Regions from separate parts of the Mus musculus genome. Here region 2 is linked to region 1. The links are chromatin loops, found by intact Hi-C in ENCODE. Cell type or tissue: left cerebral cortex. All regions are shown on one strand.

Region 1 (8,000 bases):
CAGTACAAGAGAGACTGACAGAGACAGAGGCCCAAGACGGTCCTCGCTCTGTTCGCTCAGAACTCTTTGTTTCCTGCTTGTGTAGGAGACAGCTGAGCCCTTCGGTGTGGAGCTGGTGTAGCTTCTCTGCCTCCTTTGCATATAAACCTCGACTTCCAAACAGGCTTTAAGAAATTGGTAGGCAAGAGATCTCACATTTGTTATGAGAGGCCCACAGCCAGGCTACGTGTGCGGCAGAGACACTTCACATGAGAACGTATCGGTGAATCTGCTTAACAATGAGACGTGGAAGTAAACACCGGTTGGCACAGGAGTTAGTGGTAGAAAGCGCTAGCACAGTACAGGTGAGACTCCTGGATCGCTGAAGGGTTAGTCAGCCATGTTGGGGGACTTGTGTCAGTTCCAGCCATGGGGTGAGCTTAGTTTTCTCTGTGCCTTAGTGCCCTCATCCACCTACACAATGGCATAGCCATACTGGTTATTTTACATGCCTATTAAAATGTCTTACTACAGAGAGATGGCTCAATGAGTCCGATCCGAATGTGGCCCCTGGGGTTTTGCTGGCCGGCTAGCCTAGTCAGCTTCACTAGTTTCCTGCTACTGAGAAACCTTGTTTCAAAAAAAACAAGGTGGTGGCCACCTGAGCAATGGTACCACACACAGGCGGACCTGTGCACACAGCATGCACACACACACACACACACACACACACACACACACACACACACACAGATTTCTTAGCGCAGTGCATACTGGGCACTTTTCTCATGCTGTGGCAAAGCACTGGACAACAGCTTAAAGAGGAAAGGATCTGTTTTGGCTGGTGGCCTTAGAAGGGACTGGGTTCATTGTGGTGGCAATGACACGAGGTGACTGGATACCATGTCCTCCATCAGGAAGAAGGAAGGGGGACACTGGTGTTCAGCTCACGCCCTTCAATAGGCCAGAGCCTCCATCCACAGGAGAGGGCCAGCTGTGTTCAGGGAGGGTCTTATCTTCTCAGTTAAAGCTTTTTGGAAACACCCTCAAAGACACACCCAGACCTGTAATTCCAAGGTGGTTCGTAGTCAGTCCAGTTGTTGTGAGTGAGATTAGTCAGTCATCACACACAGCAAGCCGTTGGTGCTGCTGATGCTGCAAACCAGTTTGGTTTGAGAAGAGTGGTAGGGACAGCCTAAAGGATGAAGATGATGATGACAATGATGACGGTGATGATGATGGTGATGATGAAGACGGTGATGTTAATGGTGGTGGTGGTGATGATGGTGGTGGTGGTGATGCTGATGCTGATGTATACTAGTTTGACTTGACAAGGGTGGTGGGGACAGCCTGAACTCTGTGAGGATTTTCTACGGGTCCTTCCTCTGCCAAAGCTACCTTCTCTTCCTTTCAGTTCCATGCTACTGGGAAGCTGTTTACTGGGTCTGAGCCTGCAGTGGATATTGAGGTGGATATTAATGTGGAGATGTTGGAGCTGGAGACTTCCACAGCCTTTGAATAATAGACATTTGGAAAATTAAATATTTCTGTCGAGTGGGCCATAAATCTCATCTGCTTAGAGGGATTAAAGCTGCAAAACATCTGAGAGGGTGTGAGCCAGCCTGGCAGCCCCTGCCTGTGCTCCCCAGGTAGGGTGGGAAGTACCTAGGTCCTAACTGTCCTCATGTTGGTCTCATGGGGAAGTCAGATGTGGCAGGAGCATATTTATTTCTTCCTTAAAGAGTGCACTCCTGTGAGAAAAGGGAGCCTGGCCCTTGAACCTCTAGCTCCTTTCATCTGCAGCCAGGGCTCTGTGTGCTCACATGTGCTCCTTACATATGTGTGCACCTTACATACATGTGCTCCTTACATATGTGTGCTCCTTACACACATGTGTTCCTTACACATGTGTGCTCCTTACACACATGTGCTCCTTACATAAGTGTGGTCCTTACATACATTTGCTCCTTACATACATGTGGTCCTTACATACACGTGGTCCTTACATAAGTGTGGTCCTTACAAACATGTGGTCCTTACATACATATGCTCCTTATATACATGTGGTCCTTACATAATGTGGTCCTTACATACATGTGGTCCTTACATAATGTGGTCCTTACATACATGTGGTCCTTACATACATGTGGTCCTTACATACATGTGTGCCTTACATATGTGTAGTCCTTACATACATGTGCTCCTTACATGCATGTGTGCCTTACATATGTGTAGTCCTTACATACATGTGCTCCTTACATATATGTGGTCCTTATATACATGTGGTCCTTATCGCGTGGGGAGAAGGGAAGACCCATGGCCCGAGGTGGGGCAGAGTGGGTAGCCAGGCCTCAGCTATGCATGGTCCGGCTGCTTGGTGACAGTGGGCACTCAGTATGCGTGTACTGTGGCCTCTGGGCTGTGCTTGAGATGTCAGGCAGGCACATGGCTGGCCTGGCTCCCAGGGGCTGGATTGGTGAAGTATGCCTCTCCACTGTGTCCTCCCACAGGGACAACCTGGAAAAGGGGCTCCTTTTGTGAGAAAATCATGTCTGTTCTAGACATAATCAGTGCCCGTGTGGTCAGGACCTGGTGGCTTTCCTAGGCTAACAGACAGGCCCATTAGAAGGCAGCCACTGGGAAGTCTTTAGCCTAACTGCAGGCTAGCTTCAAGACATTCTGAGGTGTGTGTGGGGATGGGGGAGGGGAGGGTAAATACCTGCATTTGTGCATTCATATGTGTGTCTGTACGTGTGTGTGTGCGTGCGTGTGCATGTGTGCATGTGTGTGTGCAGGTGCACATTTTCAGGTTTCTCTATAGCCTAGATTCTCTGGATGCTAAAAAGCTAAAAAACAACTTCCGGGATCTGGATGTACGTTGATGCCCAACAGTGAGCTAGAAAAGGAGTTACGAGATCGCTGTGTTTTGCTGTTCCTGAGAGGAAGTTAAGGTGAAGTGTAACTTTACCTTTTTTTGGGGGGGTAGCGGAGATGAAATGTAAACTTGAAGATTTAAAAATAATGATTTATTTGTTTATTTGTGTATGGGGTGGGGGAGGGTGAGCTGGCTTTGTTCCCTATTCTCTCACAAAAGTTTCGTTCCCTGGATCTCAGTTTCTCACTGCCCTTCCATAAGAAAGACTCGCCTCTTATTCAAGCAAAGAACTGAATCCTAGGCTTTGCTTTTTCCTCTTTGGGGTCACTTATGCCACCAGGCTGCTCTGAGCACAGCTAAGATGCACTCTGCTTCCAAGCTGGTCTGGAAGGGCTGGATACAGGATCTACAATAGGTGCTCTGGGGGCGTGTCTTGCATTACGTACAAGCCTATCAAAAGTTTGAGGTTGGGTCGGGATTCTGGGACAGCCTGTGGTTTAGGAAGACTGGGTTGGGAGAGGAAATACCTAAGAGGAATGGGTCAAAAAGAGGGCAGTGCAGGATCAGGGTGTGCTAGCACCTAGGCAAGTCCTGGAGCCTGCAGCCAGCCCCTCCCTGCGTTTGGTGTGCGGTAGGCCTTGGTTACTCTGGCAACTCACCCTGCCCAGACAGCACCAGGCATCTGAATCCAGTCCCTTGTTAAGGGGGAAAATGCTCCCATTGAAGGGCCGGAGCAGAGCTTCTGCCTTTTATTCCAAGAGGCGCCAGCGGCTTCCATTTGTAAACTTATTAGTGTGCGTATAAGGGGATTCGGCCCAGGAATCCCTGTGGCTGCGCTGCTCTGGGAGGGAGCTAGGACTATGGCGTGCTTATCTGAGGATCACTCGTCACCCACTCCCCTCCCCAGAACCCCCACTCCTCCGGCTTGACCTTGACATTGTCCCTGCTTGACCAGGTGGCCCAAGGTCCTTCCAGGAATGAGGCTCCAAGCGCACAGTTGGGCGTTTAGAGGAGACAGGTGCCACTGATGAAGAAACTCTTGCCTCGCCCTGAGGAATGTCAACACCCAGTGTAGGGGCTTTCCTTGGTCCGGGCAGTCCCAGTTGGTGGACCAACCTGGATAGCCAAGGCAGCGGCTGCCGGGAATGCTAATGAGCCTGCCGCGGTCCCTCTAAAGGGCGGCAGTCCGGGCCGTAGTGAGGCAATTAGCGGGGGCAGATGTACCCGGCGCAGACGCGCCGCCCCCGCGGACTGGGGCTCCTCGAGGTCCCCGAGTGGGCTGGAGAGTGGCGCGTGGGCCTTCCGGGAGCGGGCTGATTGGACCCGACTCAGGACTTCGCACAAGGGCGGCTCTGTGCACTGCTTCTCTGTCCTCCCCTCCCTGCTTCCTTGGTACCCACTGCCTCCTCCCCTTTCCGGTTATCCTTCGGCCCGGGGGCGGGGGTCGCTTCTCACCGCCCACCTCCCAGCTCCCGCCGCTCGCTCTTGCGTTGGGGGACCCTTTGCCGGTGAGTCTGTCGCAAGCAAGTCAGGGCCAGCTGGGGCGGCGTGGGAGGACGGGCTGCGGAGCCCGCGTCATCCTGCCCCTGGGGACTGCTGCGTCTGCCCTCCCACCAGCGCGCCACGCGGGGCATGTCTGTCATGTCGCTACCAGCTGCCGCCCTCATTAGGGCTCCAATCATGGAGGAGCGAGTGGCTAAAGGACCATAAGACCCAGAGCTAAGTGACTGAGAAGATATTGACAGGTTCCCCCGGAAACCCACTTTCCAATGAGCAGTTGCATGGTCTCCTTCTTTAATTAGCAGGAGGGAAGCCGGACAAGTTGTTACAACGGCGGGGAAAACGATAAAAGATGGCTTTGTATTAGTGTGGCAAATTTTATTAAACCAAGAGAAAGGGTAACTAAAACATGACAGCCGTGTGTGTAGTGCCTCCTGAATTTGTAATAACCCAGTCTTGTTCTGAATCATCCCTGCGTTGGCAAACGGAATATAAAACATCGAACAGATCCAGGGGAGTAAAAGGTACTATAGAGATTAGCCAGTGGGGAGGGATGGGTGGGCGAGGCCTCCCAGCCAGGGCAGTGTGCAGCGGTTAATGAGACCCAGCAGAAATGCAGGGGCTGGCTTACCGCTCATCTCATTAATTACACCCGCCACCCTGACACGTTCAACGGCTCGCTCTTTCCACTTACAATTCCGATGTAATATCTGGCCACAGGAGAAAACTTAACTAATAGCACATTAGTTGGTAGGGAATGGACACAGCCATCTTTTCCTAAAGGGATTAAAAAAAAAAAAAGCAAGACAGGAAGTAGAGGAGAAAGTTGAGACACAGAGGTTGGTCTTGCCTCCTTGTTTAAGCTGGGTAGGGAAATAAACGGCTTGTGTTTACTTAGCCCCGTGTTGTTACAAGGAAGTGTCATTTTGGTGATAAAGATCAGAGCCAGGCCACAGAGGTTAAGTTTTCCATCAAGGTCTGGTCTATGGCAGCCTGCATTTGGAGCTATTTCCTTATTACCCCAGGGCTCAGATTTTACTTCACAAAAGAAAAGCTCAAACCCCCTTCATTTGAGAGGCCGTTTAGTGAGCAATTCCAGTTCGTAAGCACCAGGGATTTCAAGAGATCTCCTGATATAGGTAAGCCTTTCTTGGGCTGGGTGGATGGCTCAGTTGGTAAAATGCTTGCTTTGCAAACACGAGGACCCAAGTTTGATCTCCCAGAACTCGTATTAAAAAAAAAAAAAAAAAGACAGGTGTGATGGGTACCCTTCTAGTGAGGAAGAGATATGCAGATGCCGGAGTATACAGCTCACCTTGGCTACTTGATGAGTTCTGGGCCACTGAGAGACCCTAAGCTGGATGGTACCAGTAGAATGGCAGCTCTGGTTGCCGTATGACCTCTCTTTCTGAGTCTCAGCCAGGCAGAGCAAGGGGATTCGACCTCAAATCCCTTCCTACCCACGCAAGCCTGGCCCCTCACAGAAGTCTGCAATGGCATTAGATTAGGGTTGGGGGCTCAGGAAGGGTTCGAGCTCACTGTATGCCTAAGCTGCGTCAGTGTGTGCTGTCTGGACTCTGCAGAGCAGGAGGAGGGTGACGCTTAACACACGGCCCTTAGTTATCCCCATAGCCTGCAAGCCACTTTAGACGGCAGGCTTTGCTTCCTGAATCAGAGGGAGGACAGTTAAATCTGAACTAGAATTTCTAGTTCTTTTTGTTTGGTTTTGGTTTTTCGAGACAGGATTTCTCTTTGTAGCCTTGGCTGTCCTAGAACTCATTATGTTGACCCAGGCTGGCTTTGAACTCATAGAGATCGGCCTGCCTCTGCCTTCAGAGTGCTGGGGTTAAAGACACGCACCGCCACCGCCACCGCCACTGCCACCGCCATCCAGCTGAATTTCTAATTGTTGACGTCAACAGAGAGGGATATTCCTAGGGCTCTCTCTCTGTTCTTACCTTGAAGGTTTTGAAGGGCTCCAGAAGCATGGTGCAGAAAGCTCCAGGGCTGGAGCTGTGGAGGACAGGGAGTTCTCTCAGAGTCAGCAGAGCCAAGGGTTTAGAACAGACGGGCTGAAGGTTCTGAGTGCCAGGACTGAAGGGGAGGCAGCCAGAAGGAGGTCAGCACTTTCTGAACTGGGGAAGAAAATGGGGGAAATGGTGGCCTCCAGGGCAGAGAAGAAGGCTCTGGCCACAGCAGGGAGCCCATATGCTCTACCAAGATGCTTGATCGTGGCTCTGAATTGCGTGTGGGTATCTGGAGTATCAGGGAGTATAACTCTGTGTCTTGAGTGTGTATCTGGCATATTGTTGAGCTTTCAAAGGTAGGTGTCTGGCCCTTGAAGATTTCCAGCCAAGACTTGTACACTCTTGTATCTTCCTCTGTCTCGAGATGAGCCAGTTCTTCCTATTATCCTGCCTCAGTTCTTCATCTTCACTTTTGTCCTCAGTGGAGCCTGAGGTGAATGTCTTTTTTCAGCCACATTTTCCAGATGTCAAGTCTAGGGTGTGGGTCTGCCTGCTCTCACCCAGCCCTTCCTCCTTGATACCAGGCTGGATTCCCTGAAGGGTTTCCCTCCCAAGCCAGGAGAGATTTACCTGTCTCCTCTCCCAGCATGAAGAGGAAGTAAGCAAAAAAGACCTCTGTTTAAAAAAGACGACAAAAATCTGGAACACAACCCCAGGCTCCAGTTTGGGTTTGCAAAGTAGAAAACAAAACAGAACCATTTTCCAGGTTACTTTTATGTTATTGCCTCTATAATGTGCCCCAAAATATATTTCAAGTGATTCATCTACAATCCAATAAGAACAACGGCTGTTGCCATTCGGATGAAAGGAGCTGAGGAACGTTAGTGAGCGATTTGGTTTTATGAAGGGAAGTGGCACAGGTGCTCAGAGCCATTTGCCTGAGGCACCGAGTGAGGCCTGTGCCCCGGGCGTCTGCTGCTGCGGGTGGGGTAGTTGGCATGGCTGCAGGTTGGATAATAGACCATGCTGCTGGAACCCAGTGGCTCACAGGGGACACAAGGGTGACCAAGATGCCAGCTTTTTATTTCAGTACGTGGGTCTCCAGCTAGGCAGGAGACTCCATAGCCTGCTGCCTTCCAAAAAAACGATCATGGCTGCAGTTGGGGAGACAGCGCAGTGGGTAACAGTGTCTGCTGGAAAGCCTGGGGCCTGAGTTCAGATCTCCAGCATCCAAATGAAAAGAGGGGTGTGGTGGCAAATGCCTGGAGCTTCAGCACTGAGGGATGGAGTGTGGACATAGGAAGCTCCTGGGAGCTTGCAAGTCATCCAGTCTAGCCCAGAGGTCAAATTGCAGGTTATGTGAGAGAGACTGCCTCAAAATATAGATAGAGAGTGATTGAGGGAGACCCCAGATGTCCTCTCTGGCCTCCATATTCACATACATGGGCAAGTACATGTACATACACACACACACACACACTCATGACTGATAATAATAGAAACAGCAATAATACGAGTTCTTGCTTGAGGGGCTGTCTGGTTTGTGCTGAGAGCCCTTTGGGACTGGAACAGATGTGATCGCCTCTTTTTATAGGTGAGAAAACTAAGGCTGTAATACATTTAATACTTTACCCAAGGGTAAAAGGTTTCCTTTTCTCGTTCTCCAAACTGTTCTGGTT
Region 2 (8,000 bases), 89 kb after region 1:
ATTTTCTGAGTATTCTCACTTGTCTGTCTTGTCTCCAACTCCTGAAAATCTCATTTTTAATTGGCTTTGTCTTTTGGTCAGGCTTTCAACTGAATTTTTAAATTTAGCTTAATGGGATTTTCATATCCATGATTTCTTTTTAATTCTTTTGAAAAGTCTTTGTCTTTTGAACTTCTGATTCATATTGTTTATTGCCTTCTTTAATTAGTCCAATTATTTTTTATGTATTTTCTTGGAACTCATTGGTATTTAAAAAGTCATTTTGTAAAATTCTCCATTCTACTATTTCATCTTATTCATTATCTTTGGAGTCAGTTGCTATAAAATTATGAGCTTTAGGGGGAGTTTTGGTGTTTTATTTTCATGTATCTTTTATTTTTATGTTGAGACTTGAGAATATGCTGGGGTAGATAGCTCTTATACTTTTTGTGAGAGTCTTTTTTAAGGAAAATGATCTCTTGTTGATGTATCCTTTGGTAGCAGATTATCGCAAAATGTTGAACATTTCTCAACTGAATTTTATATTATAGTTTCCTTGTTACTTTTTGGGTTGGAGGTTAGTCTGTTTTGCCACAATACATATGCTGTCAGGACACATATATGTAGGTTGAACCTTCTCTGTAAGTCTCACAAGAGCAGGGTACTTCTATTGTGTTAGACAGATATATTAGAGACAGAAGAAGTATATGAGGTATGTCTTCAGTCATTAATCCTCTGGTCTTGCCATCAAAATCTTGGTATACGTCTAAAGGGATATATATGGGAATGAAATACACTGTAGTTTTTCATAGATATATTATTCATGTTTTGTTGTTTATTTCTGCTATTTTAATGCATAGCATCTGTGCCTACTTGAATCCTGGTCTTCAGATGGACATCTTTATATAACCTTTTATGTTGCATTGAAGTATTCACTGAAATTAGACAAGGGTTGGGTTTTGGTTTAGAATAAGGTGCCTTGACTCCTTAGCTGGGATATGTGTGTAGCTCAGCAGTAGAGTATTTACGGTTTATTAACCACCAGCCCAGAGAAGAGTGAAAGGGAAATAGCAACAGGTAGGAAAAGTATGAAAAACTCAAGACCCACAGCTCTCAACCTTGGCAGCAGCAACAGGAACGGTGATGATGGAAATAATATAAACAGTAAAATTTTATAGCATGATGGGGCATTGTAATTAGGAGAAGAAATAAAGGAAAACGGAAAGAAAAAAGTCAGAGCATCTGAAACATGAAAGGAGAAAAATGAACAAAATATAGAATGTGATGGTCACACTGAGAGAGAATGTGAGAATGAATGACTGTCAGTTAGGAGAGGCAGAGAAGGAGCAATCAATCCCTTCTCCACATAACTGAAGATTTAGAGACAAAAAAAGAAAAGGAAGAGGGGAGTTTGTATATAAAAAAGTCATTAAGAACATGAGAGCCTCAATGATAATATTGAAACAGATAAGTCTTCCCTGGGGTGTTGATGTGGGCACAGGTGGGTGGGACCTCACTGTCCCAGCCAGTTTGTTCCTCTTCCTGGGTCTTTTACAGCTCCATGGTCCCTGCAGAGATCAGAGGCTGAGGTTCGTCTCCTTTACTTTCCCTGATGTTTCCTTTCTTGTTGATTATGAGAGTGATTTGTGAGCAAGGTGGTTGGAATAGTTTTGTTTCCCTGCTTATTGGTACAAAGTAATATGAAAAAGCAAATTTCTTTCAGCCTGAGTTTACCCTGGATAGCTGAGTTCAAAGTGTTTCCAAGGCCAGATTAATGCTGAGTTCCACTGGGGTCTGGGTCCCAGGCATCCCCCCGAGGCTGCCCAAGGAGGTCAGGGCAATGGACTGTATTGGATGGAGGAGTACAGCAAAGCTCCCACTTTCCAAAGTCTGTGTTTTTGCAAGGCCCAGCGTCTATATGAAAATTTGTACACTTCCTCATCTTCTGACCCTCTCTGACTGCCTGCTGGGAGTTGCCAGTCTTAAGGGAATAGAGACTTCATTTCTTTTTGTGTCTCTGACCCAAATCCTACTGTTTATATATATATTTTTTTAATGCACTTGCTTCAGTAGTATTCTACTGGGGCCACTCAGAATTGCAAGGCAGAGATTGGCTGGGAGGTATTGTAATAACTGCTGTGAGTTCTAGGGAAAAGGAAAATGTGGAAACTTGGTTTCTTCCAGGCAGAAGTTTGGTTGGTTGCAACCTTCTCAACACGGTTCCCTGTTTCCTGCATGAGCCTTCTGTGTTGAGACAGGCAGAGCATTTCGAAGAGCCAGCACACCTGGCAGCTCCCAGAACAGCTAAATACAGACTGCCTTTCTGCCTTCCCTATGTCTTCATCGTATATCTCCTTTTTTTCCCTCTGTTGCAAGGCTCTGTGGGCTATCTTCTCTCTCTCTCTCTCTCTCTCTCTCTCTCTCTCTCTCTCTCTCTCTCTCTCTCTCTCTCTCCTCCCTCTCCCTCTTCTTCTCCCTCCCCCTTCCCCTCCCCCCTCTCCTTTTATGTGTGCATGTTCATGAATGTGCATGTGCACGTGTGCAAATAGGAGTGGAGGCAGGGGACAAGCTTAGATTTAATTCTTTTGGGTGTCTACCCTGCATATTGAGGCAGAGTCTATTACTGTCTTGGACCTTGCTGAGTAGGTTAGACAGGCTGCCCAGTGAGCCTCGGGGATCCGCCTGTCTTTGCTTTCCCTGTACTAGGATTGCAAACATGCTCCTGTCTTTCTTGTGTGGTTTCTGGCTACCAAGCTCAGGTCCTCATGTTTACACAGCAAGCACTTTATTGGCTGAGCTATCTCTCCATCCAGTCAGTGTTGTGCTTTTTCTTGCCCTCTGGTTTGATAACCAGAGGTTCTGAGCCTCTCCACATCTCTGTCTGTCCGGCACTGCACTCTAACAAATTCCTCAGCTACTCACTTCAAGGAGAAGCTGTTTTCTGACTGTGTCAATTTCAAACCACAGAGAAGCTTAAAGGTGCTGCTTTCTTCTATCCCATCATTTTGGGGACAACATTTTGTCACTGACTGAACTTTTGATTGCACAGCACTTTTTACACATTACAACCATATTGTATGCAGTTTTGTGTCTGGTAAATTTTTCTCAGTGTTATGTTCATGACAGTATTTGTGCTGTTACATGTAGCAATTAGCTATTCATGTCCATGCCTTTATCACACCAAGTTGTATGATTATACAGTATATTTCTCCATTTTGCTGCTGGACACTTGGGTAGCTTCCAGTCTGGGCAAATACAAAGACTGCTGCTGTGAACATTCTAGGGCATGCCTTTAGTAAGCATACATGCACTTTTATTGGAGAAGTATTGAGGAGTGGACTTGCTGGTTCATGAGGATGTGTGAAAAGCTCAGGTAGACCAGTTCTCCAATATACGTACATAACTTATATCCCCTCATGCTGTGTGGGAGACCTAGTTGCTCCATGTCCCAGCTAATACTTGGTAAAGAATGTGACTTAAAACTGTGCTTCCTTGATGCTAGTGGATCTGAGCATCTTTTCAAATGTGCACAGCCCATTCGTTATATTAGTTAGTGAAGAATCTGTTCAAGGCTTTTGACTGGTTTTCTGTTGATTATCAGGTGGGGAGGGGAAACATTTGAATACTTTTCTCCTATCCTGGAGCATCCAGAATCAAATATGCAGGTGCTTGGGGCCCCCATTTTCATCCTAGTGATGAGGTAGAACTGGTTTGCTACAGATGCCGAGTCTTAGAGTAATCAAGACATTAAGGGAAGGTGAGTGGCTCTGCTGCTTTGGGGAGGGTCAGCCATTGACAGCTTCAATTTTGATATCAAGAAGGTAAGGAGGTGGAGGAAGGATAAGGAAGGGCTTAGTTAGTGCCTCTGGCAGCTGAAGCAGGTGCACAAACCATATAGATGTATCCCTTTGTGAGCTCTATTTTCTGGGAGAAAACGTCTCCCAACCCAGCCACGGAGGAAGTGACATGCATGTAGCCTCTCATTTAGGACAAGCCTCTATAAGGTAGCTTCCCCTGTGTGTTCCTCAGATCATCTTATCAAGAGGGAATTAGTAGGATTTACACAAATAAGGAAGCTGTGTTAATATAAAGAGAAGCTTTGTAAAACCACACAGGTGGCAGTTGAGGGAGCGATACTTGGACCCATCCCATGTGCTAAGGGAATACCTCGTTTCATGCCTTCTCTTCTGCTTAGCTATGGCTTCTACTCCTTAGGACAAACTGAAGTTCTCGATTCTTAACTAGAGATTTATAAAGGAAAGTGGGGTGTGATGTATCCTGTAGCCTGTTAGAGCAGCCTGCCCTATGTACATCAGGGGCTTTCCAGGGCTTTGCCCGCACAGTTCTCTCCTGAGTGCTGCCAGAACTTCTCCTGGGGGGATTGTCGCCTCTCCCTACGTAGATTCTTGCATGCTCTCTGGAGCCTCTGTCTCTGGGTTGGACCTGGTGACTACCTAGCCTTGTTAGGACTCACATGCTTGCTCTCTCTGTCCCCTCACAGCGTTATGTCATGCCCAGACCAGCAGAGGGCTCCATGAGGAGTTATAGAAGATGCCCCGTGTCTCCGCTCCTCTGGTGCTGCTTCCTGCTTGGCTCTTGATGGTGGCCTGTAGCCCACACTCCCTGAGGATTGGTAAGTACGGGCTGGCTCTGGATGATAGTCTCGTCGCTACCCTAAGTGTACACAGAGGAGATGTCTATACTTCATAGGCTCTGTGGGATGCTTCCCTGACCTCCCTGAGTATGGCTGTGACAGACATGGAGGTGGTGGAGGCAGAGGCAGATACAGATGTGAATGTGGAGGTGATGAGGGGGCCTGTGCTGACAGCTCCCATCTGTCCTTCCTGCCAGACTCCACTAGTGTCTAGAATAAAATGATGCTCACTCCCCGGTAGGATTCATGACAGGTTCAGTCCTGAATGTGAAGCTGTTAGTAATGGCGGAACATGAAAAAGGCTGTAGGGATTCCAAATCCAGGACTGGAGATAAGCAGTTGGTTACCTCTTTCTTCTGATTAGTTAAAGAAGAATCTAGAACTTGGTGTTAAGGTTGTATTTGGCAATTTGGATGAAGTCAGGAGTCTGCTTGGTGATTCTAGTCCAGCCTGCTGGCAAGGGTCTTGAGTTGCTATCTGCTAGCCATGGTGTAGCTCTGAAATGGAAGACAAGGCACCTCAGCCTCTTCTTTGTCCTCATTGCTGAGAACAAGCAGGGTTACCACCTACACCCCTGGCACCTCTACTCCTGGCAGTCAGGATGGAGGCAAACCATGTGCCTCCTCCCTGCCATGAGTAAAGCTCAGACCACTGGAAACCAAGACTCTAGATCTTGGGACCTGGTGGTAGAGATGAGGACACCATCTACTCTAGCACAAGGAATCCTTGGAGTCAGGACAGGTGGGAGGGTGGTAGAGGTCAGACATATGTAGATGTGTATGTGGGACATGGGTTAAGTGTGGCATCAGATATCCAAATTCTTGTGGGCTGAACAGAAGTCTCCTGAGACCAGGACCTCCAGTGTTAGGTTAGATGATTGTTCTTGTGGGCGGTTATATGCAGATAACTGTGAGTCCTTCTTCCCTGACTGAAGGTGGGTGGAGTAGAGTCGCTGTGGTCATGACTTTTTTTTTTTTTTTCTTTTGAGATAAAGCTTCACTGTATAAACCTGTTTGGTCTGGAACTCACTACGTAGACTCGGCTGGCCTTGAAGTGATATAGATCTGCCTGATTCTGCCTCCTAAATGCCAGGATTAAAGGGGTCTTGCCACCATGCCCAGCAGGACCCGGATCTTCAACGTGAAACTGAAAGGCTGGAGGCAGATGTAGAATAAAACGGTTGGATTGCAACCAGGACTGGCTTTAAGGGCACCAGAGTACAACTGGCACTCTGGTGATGGTCAGGAGGCCCAGGCATGGGCAATGGCAGGCTGATAGCTCAGACCACATCCAGGTGAGGCATCACCTGTCAGAGGCTGGCACAGTGGCTCTCAAGCAGCTCCTTCCCATTACCTCATGGCCATATTTCTCCATGGGAAATGATGGCTACTGATGGACGTCTGAAATGTGGAGAGGTGATTTAATTTTCCCCTCACTCTGCACTCAACTCCTTCTTCTGCCTGCTTTTTTTTTAAGGCATTAAAAAACAAGATTTTCTCTCCCTCTCTTCCTCATTCATTTCTATAGAAACTACAAAATCTAATTTAATTCTGCTTGGTGATGATGCAAAGCGGTTCATATCCTTAAGATGCTTAATTTATAAGATGCCCACAGTTATCTAGCATTTACTTCGAGGTCCCCACCACTACCACCACCAAATGAGCAGATAAAACGGCAACCCATCAATTTCCGTTTGTCACTAATGGGAAGTAGAATGGAATCGAGCCAGAATCACAGCCACCCCTGCCTTTCCTCTCTGAGCACTGGTTCTCTGGGGAAGGAAGCACACGCTGGAGTCCACAGATCTGTCTTGGTTGCTAGGTTAGCAAGAGGGCTTTGAGGGGTCCCCGTAAGCTCCCCCTAACCACACTAAACAGACAGTGCTTGTCTGATTCTGTAGAATCTCCAGTTTTGATTTATGTCAGTCCCCTTTAACCTGATTTCTAACCACAGATTCCCCTGTCCATCAAGGTCAAACTGGGTTTGAGAGAGAGGTGGGGAGGGAGGGACGGAGGAGGAGGAGGAGGAGGAGGAGGAGGAGGAGAAAGAAGATGCCAGGACTTGTTTTGTCTCCTTGGTTATCCTGGAGTTAGAAGTCTTGTAAAGGTCCCTGGTGGTCTCAGGTGCTGAGGTGCTAATTACAGTGACCCCACTGGAACAGTAAGGTAGGACAGGACTGGGAAGAGAAGTAGGTCAGGAAACTCTGAGTAGCTCTGCTTCATGCCAGGCAGCCTGGCACAAGGATGGGCTGGGGCAGTGCTGAGGTTCTCAGGTCTTTGACCAAGGTTTCCCAGGTCTTTGACTGAGGTTCCCAGGTCTTTGACAGATTCACAGGAATGGGAGGGACCACTGTTTCATTCACCTTCTCAAGGGTCACTACAACCGCATATGAACTTCTCTGGGTCTTTCCCCAGAGCCCTCCTCTACATCTTCAGAATAGATGGCTGTCAAAGCAGGACTGTACATAGAGACAGGGAATCTTGGAGATAAATTGTCCAGTCTGCTCCATCCTCAGCCCGACTTGTCGCCGGTGACAATATGGATGTTTGGAAGAGGCAGACAAGCCCATTGCCCTGCCTTGTGATGGCTGTTTTTCATTCAAGCGGGGCACGGGGCGGGAGATGCAGCCAAATTGTCTATTACGGTGTCTGCTGTTTACCCCCCGAATGAAATTTTGGGTCAGAGAAAGGGATTTTATTTATGGCTGTAAGGCTATCCGCATAAATTTCCCAAACTCTCACATGTGTGTCAGACCCCTTCAGTCATCTATCTCCTGAAAATGTTTTTGATTTTACTTCTTTCCCTCTGGGTCCTCTGAGCGATGACTGGGGAGCCACAAGTAAATAAATGCCTGCCAAACTTCCCCCATCCCTGCAGATCTCCCCGACTTAAAGAGATCGTGGCTGCTGGGTCTTGTTATAACAGATGATGAAGACCCATTATCCAGCCTGCTCAGTTTTGCAGATGAAGGGATGTAGCCAAGGTCACATTGTTATATGTGGTTAGCCTGAGAGCCTAGTAGCTTTGACTCATCTTTTGGGGGCCTTTTAGCTATTAGGCAGCAGAGTCAGCTTCAGTACCATGTGACATTTTCTCTTCGTTTCCCCTGATATCTTCTGTTAGTCAATGTCCTTTTCCCTGCTGTGTTGGGTACTTACTCAGTTCTTGTTAACTGATGGATGACTGCTTGCTTGCCTTGGCCGGTCCTTCTGCACTGCACTGTATACACATTGGGCTACCCACTACTGACCAAGGGTGAGGGAGGCTTATCCATGCTCTCTCTATCTATGCTCTTACTCTGTGGGAACGTGTTTCATCCTATCCTCCTGCTGGGGATGATCCCCCTCCTCCCTGCTGCCTCCTCCTC

The links. Hi-C counts contacts between places; a loop is a spot of excess contacts. Peaks named below come from ENCODE experiments on the same cell type or tissue, not always from the same donor. Only the 100,000 strongest peaks of a DNase experiment are listed, where the experiment ranks them.
Region 2: it touches region 1 in a loop (1.8-fold over the local background); 3 of 42 quality-filtered maps call a loop at or near these places.

What each region holds. Positions count from the first base shown.
Region 1 is chr9:42,893,920-42,901,919 of GRCm38, reverse strand. The region is part of intron 1 of Grik4 (glutamate receptor, ionotropic, kainate 4); the gene reads left to right. Among named protein-coding and RNA genes, the nearest start is that of Grik4, 46 kb to the left of the region's middle. In left cerebral cortex, no CTCF peak of the experiment used is centred here; DNase peaks (open chromatin) are centred at 3,539, 4,195, 4,401 and 4,788; H3K4me3 peaks cover 1,388 bases; H3K27ac peaks cover 1,521 bases.
Region 2 is chr9:42,805,105-42,813,104 of GRCm38, reverse strand. It overlaps Grik4 (glutamate receptor, ionotropic, kainate 4), which reads left to right. Exons shown (of 21, transcript NM_175481.5): 3 at 4,481-4,612. The coding sequence starts at 4,531. Among named protein-coding and RNA genes, the nearest start is that of Grik4, 140 kb to the left of the region's middle. In left cerebral cortex, a CTCF peak has its summit at 4,503 (motif pointing right); DNase peaks (open chromatin) are centred at 4,546, 4,783 and 6,326.